Linked DNA regions of Homo sapiens: region 1 is linked to region 2. Evidence: chromatin contacts called from ENCODE Hi-C or POLR2A ChIA-PET data. All regions are on one chromosome and are shown on one strand. The core of a region is the stretch at or near the end of the contact, and the rest is flanking DNA. Distances in the headings are between cores, read along the strand shown.

Region 1 (2,700 bases), core at 33-2,532, 46 kb before region 2:
GGCAATTTCTACACTATGCTGCTTCCCTTATTTATGCTAGGTATTATACTAGACAGTCTCATACATTTTCTTGTATAATTCTCTCATCAACCTATAAGAAACAATCTCAAATAGATGGAAGTACTTATCCAAGGGCATATGATATCCAAATTGTTTATCCTATTTTGTGTTCTCTCCCATGTTTCAGCCAAGGTCTTTAACAAGCAGAGTGTTTTGTCCAGCAGTGAGGCCCCTTTTCCCACTTCCCAGCACCCACATAAACAGGAATAATGTGCTGGAAATGAAACCAGGTGGCAGAAGCAGCTACACATGCAAGAGAAGCCTGATTGGGTCCACATTAACCAGATGACAGGAGTGAGAGCCTTCACTTACATTTCGGGGACCATCAGTGAGAACTGGGATGGCAGTGAACCTGAAATAAAGATCGTTGAAATAAGACTGGCTTTCCAAGGGAGAGTGTTTTTTTACCATCTTCCCTCTTGTCGGAGAGGATGTGACAATCTTGTTATTTGTAACTTCGAACCAGTGCTCAAAGCCATGAGGAAATTTCTGAAGGAAAGTGTGATTATTTATAGTTTCTGGTACCCACTGTTGACTTCCTTTTTAGAACTTTTTCTTTCAACATCAGCACTAAGTCTATATCATTATAGCATAATAAACTGAGAGAACTAGACTTCACCCATCACATTCAAGGGAGCCAAGTGATTTTACCTTTAGAAGTCAGCCATGCAGTTATTTTTAACTTAACAAAGTAATGTGTGTGTTTTTGCAATATGAAAGAATCTGTGTTTAGAACAAATTTTCCTCATGGAAATTCACAGATATTAACTCTAAACCTTGGTTAAGTCATTTGTTAGTGTTTCCATCTGTAAAAAAACCTATTTCATAAGATTTTTGTAAGGATTAGATTTACACACACAATGTAGCAGAGTGTCAGACACGGAGTAGGCACTCAGTATGTAAGTTATTATCATCATTATATGATTACATCATTGATATTAGTGTTCTCGCATGATATGGGCCTGGGAACCTTCCCTAAATTGATCCCTTAACCCAGGAAAACAAACATTCCAGACACTGCCTGTTTAGCGACCCTGTCTGGCGCTGGCAAGAGATTTCTGTTGCCATGGTGCCTGTCACACACTTCTGTCTTTCTGTTTCAGGTGGTTAGCTCAACCAATGGAGAGCTGAATGTTGATGATCCCACGGGAGCCCACTCCAATGCACCAATCACAGCTCATGCCGAGGTGGAGGTAGTGGAGGAAGCTAAGTACGTACATCTTTCAAGGGGGCTCTTAAGTCATGGGTTGAAAAATCTTTTCTGTCTCTTCCTCTCTGTGTGCTGCTCGTCTCAGACTGGATTTCTCATGCTTGTAACCACAGCTTTCTTCCTTAACTGTTTTAATTTTTGCATGGTACCTTAAGGCTGCTACTGCCCTTCTTTAGCTGTGATTTCGGGGAAGACAGTCACATTTTTCTAGTTCACATGAAAAAGACATAGTGAACCGAAAGAATCATGTTATCAGGGCTACAGTGGATAGTAGCCATGAGCTTCTTGGGGCTGTGGAGCTTCTTGCTCTATATGGGATATAGAGAAAAATCTGCTGTTAAACCATGGGCCATGCTGAATAGCATTCGATTTCTGATTGTGGGCTAGCAACTGGATGTACAATCATGGAACAAGGAGTTCAGGGCCATTTTGTTCACTCTCAAATGATTCTGGCTTCAGAGAGACTAAGTCAGGCAAGAAAAATATTATAGTCTGCATCTGTGAATGAGAGTGTGGGAAAAGAATGGAAGTCATACTCATCTCAGGAGGGTAAGGAGGTTGCCCCACACCCTTTTCTGCTTCTCTTGCATGTGTATGTCTTGCCCCACCCATACCACCAGCCCCTTGGTGCGCTGCATGGTCTGTGTTTAAACTCTTAAAATCTGGGGTGGAAGGTGAGATAACTGCCAATTCTGCTGCAAAAGCAGCATTTCTACCACTTTTTTCCCCATCCCAAATTTAGATCCAGATTTAGACTTCAAGAAGATACCAGGTAGGGAGAGATAGAGACACCATGAGTCAGTAACTGCTGCTATCCCTGATATGGAGGACCTTTCTTGTGAGCCCTTTGAGAACCTTCAGGATATCCCAGGGTCTTGTTTTCTGAAGCAGACAACGTATTTATAGTGATATTGTACCTAAGTAGTCTCATGAGCCCCCAGGTAGCTTAATACAAGCCAGAACACTCTTATACCTCTAAATGTAAGTTAGTGAGATGCCACTGAGACCTGCATTCTTCCACCTTCCAGATGTACTTTGTATTGTTGTCTTTCCTGCCTATTCCCCTGGTCTCCTGCCCATCTTTTTTATTTATTTATTTTTTGAGACAGGGTCTCTCTCTGTTGCCAAAGCTGGAGTGCAGTGGCACGATCATGGCTAACTGCAGCCTCTATTCCCCAAGCTCAAGTGATCCTCCTGCCTCAGTCTCCCAAAGTCATGAAATTACAGGCATGAACCACTGTGCCCAGCCCTGCCAGTCTATTTGATGAACTCATTTTACCTTCAAGAAGTCCTTTCTAGCCAGGTGTGGTGCTTCATGCCTGTAATCTTAGCACTTTGGGAGGCTGAGGCAGGAGGATCACTTGAGTCTAGAGGTTTGAGACCAGCCTGGGCAACATAATGAGACCCCAACTCTATAAAAAAATTAAAAA
Region 2 (2,700 bases), core at 4-2,503:
GTACAGTGGTGCGATCTTGGCTCACTGCAACCTCTGCCTCTCAGGTTCAAGCGGTTCTCGTGCCTCAGCCTCCTGAGTAGCTAGGACTACAGGCGTGTGCCATCACGTCTAATTTTTTTTTTTTTTTTTTTGAGACAGAGTCTTGCTCTGTTGCCAGGCTGGAGTGCAGTGGCGTGATCTCAGCTCACTGCAACCTTCGCCTCCCAGGTTCAAGCGATTCTCCTGCCTCAGCCTCCTGAGTATCTGAGACTATAAGTGGGTGCTACCACGCCCAGCTAATTTTTGTATTTTTTTTAGTAGAGACGGGGTTTCACCATGTTGGCCAAGATGGTCTCAATCTCTTGACCTCGTGATCCACTCACCTTGGCCTCCCAAAGTGCTGGTATTACAGGCGTGAGCCACCGTGCCCAGCCCTGGCTAATTTTTTGTATTTTTAGTAGAGATGGGGTTTTACCATGTTGGCCAGGCTGGTCTAAAACTCCTGACCTCGGCCGGGCGCGGTGGCTCACGCCTGTAATCCCAGCACTTTGGGAGGCCGAGGCAGGTGGATCACAAGGTCAGGAGATCGAGACCATCTTGGCTACTAACACGGTAGTACAAAAAATTAGCCAGGTGTGGTGGCAGGAGCCTGTAGTCCCAGCTACTTGGGAGGCTGAGGCAGGAGAATGGCGTGAACCCAGGAGGCAGAGCTTGCAGTGAGCTGAGATCGCGCCACTGCACTCCAGCCTGTTGACAGAGCGAGACTCCATCTAAAACAAAAACAAAAACAAACAAAAAAAACCTCTGACCTCAAGTGATCCGCCCACCTTGGCCTCCCAAAGTGCTAGGATTACAGGCGCGAGCCACCATGCCGGGCCAGAGATTCTGATTTGACAAGTCTGCGTAGAGTAGAAAAAGAACAGGGGGACTAGGCCTCAGGAAGGCCTGGAGTCATTCTCAGAGGCTTCCTCAGCAGCCACGGCCCTTTAGACTCAATCAGCGCTCTTCCCCCTGTGGGGTTCCAAACCTCTGGGTGGGATGGGCCCTGGGTTCATTTGGAACCAGCAGAACACCCCTGGCTGGGCTGCCTCAGTGGACTCACCTCGAGGATCTCGTCCTTGGCCTGCTGCAGCTTATCAGGCTTGTTGGCCCACAGCAGCCGAGCCTCGGCCTCCCGCTTCTTCTGCAGTGTGGCTTGGGCATCCTGCCAGCGCTGCCATGTCTTCATGCGCTGGTCGAAGGCAGCCTGTGGGGGTGGGGTTGAGGAGGAGCACAACCAGCTCTTCAAGAGCTCTGCTGGCTCTGCCTCGAGGCAGGCTCTCCCAGCAGCTGCACCAGGGACAGACTGAGCAAGGGCAGGTTCTGCAGCCACATGTTAGTGCCCAGCTGGGAAGTTTAATGTCTAGGAGCAAAGCTTGGGTAAGACTCCTCTCCAAGCTTCCAGAAGGCCAGTGCCATGCTGCTTCATGCTACTCCCAGGGCTGGATGGCAGGGATCCAGTAGGTGGCCTCATGCCAGTGACCAATACTATGGCTTACAGAAGTGCCTCCCTCAGATCAGTCAGTTCATAAGGCTACATACTTTCCCTGAGTGCCTGCCATGTGCCAGGAGCTAAGAATACAGTGGATGAAACTCATGGTCCCATTTTCATGGAACTTGTCATCTAATGGAAAAGGCCAACATTACATTTACAATTACAAATAGATACAAGTATGCAGACTACTGGGAAAGCAGCAGGGTACTATAACATGAAACCAGAGGCCTAGCTTAGCCTGGGAAATATGTCAGGGAAGTCCACCCTAAGGACCCAGCCTTTAAACTGACACCCAAATAATGCACAAGGTTAGCTTAACAAATCTTTAAATCAACACCTAAAACCACCATAGGGCCACATTGCTTTTTCCCAACCACACACTCACCTGCTCTAGGCTACCAAGGCCTCCAAGAAGCTCCCCAAAATCTATTTGCTAGTTTTCCTTGTTTCCAGTTCCTTGACCACAATCAGCATTTCCAGGGAAGGAAGCTGCTGGCCTGACTAACCACGCCCACCCGGACTTGCTTAATAGGCCCCAAGCAGCAGCCTGGATCAAGGATCTGTGCCTGGGGCCAGCCGCCCAGCCGGGTTCCAGCGGCTCCCTCACTGCCCTGCAAAAGTTCCCCGAATATTTTCTTTTTAGACGGAGTTTCACTCTTGTCACTCAGGCTGGAGTGCAATGGCGCGATCTTGGCTCACTGCACTGCAACCTCCACCTCCTGGTTTCAAGCGATTCTCCTGCCTCAGCCTCCTGAGTAGCTGGGATTATAGGCACACACCACCACGCCCAGATAATTTTTGTATTTTTAGTAGAGATGGGGTTTCGCCACACTGGCCAGGCTGGTCTCGAACTCCTGACCTCAGGTGATCCATCTGCCTCAGCCTCCCAAAGTGCTGGGATTACAGGCGTGAGCCACCACGCCCCAACCTTCCCTGCATATTGTCTATGCCTCCTCAGCACAGGCTTTTGCCAAAACTTGAACCTTAGGGAATGCAATGCCACCAAATTCACCTGCCCCAGGATTGTCACTGCTGCTACCCTGCAGCATCTTAACACCTCAATGTCAAAAGATTAGGTAAAGGGCAACCTCTTATCTGAGTTAGTTAGACTCAAGCCCAACCCACTGGCCTAACAGTGGTCCGGCTCCATGCTCAGGGAAGAGCAGAAAAGAAACCTTTGCTCTTCT

The links. A loop is a pair of places that touch in the nucleus more often than their neighbours do. ChIA-PET counts read pairs that join two places held with the same protein, here RNA polymerase II (POLR2A).
Region 1: a loop to region 2 is called in a map of endothelial cell of hepatic sinusoid, with 4 times the contacts of the local background. The contact joins two enhancer-like sites. A Hi-C loop is called at or near these places in 1 of 168 maps with a recorded cell type or tissue (endothelial cell of hepatic sinusoid). POLR2A ChIA-PET finds 5 or more read pairs at or near these places in 4 of 52 experiments (OCI-LY7, activated T-cell, activated naive CD4-positive, alpha-beta T cell and 1 more).

The regions. Positions count from the first base shown.
Region 1 is chr15:64,178,918-64,181,617 of GRCh38, reverse strand. It overlaps CSNK1G1 (casein kinase 1 gamma 1), which reads left to right. Exons shown (of 12, transcript NM_022048.5): 11 at 1,164-1,270. Among named protein-coding and RNA genes, the nearest start is that of PPIB, 17 kb to the right of the region's middle. Within about 2 kb of position 1,282, at least 2 of the 41 ENCODE cell types and tissues checked have a DNase peak (open chromatin) inside an H3K27ac peak, as active enhancers do.
Region 2 is chr15:64,133,189-64,135,888 of GRCh38, reverse strand. It overlaps SNX1 (sorting nexin 1), which reads right to left. Exons shown (of 15, transcript NM_003099.5): 12 at 1,082-1,225. Among named protein-coding and RNA genes, the nearest start is that of SNX22, 17 kb to the left of the region's middle. Within about 2 kb of position 1,253, at least 4 of the 41 ENCODE cell types and tissues checked have a DNase peak (open chromatin) inside an H3K27ac peak, as active enhancers do.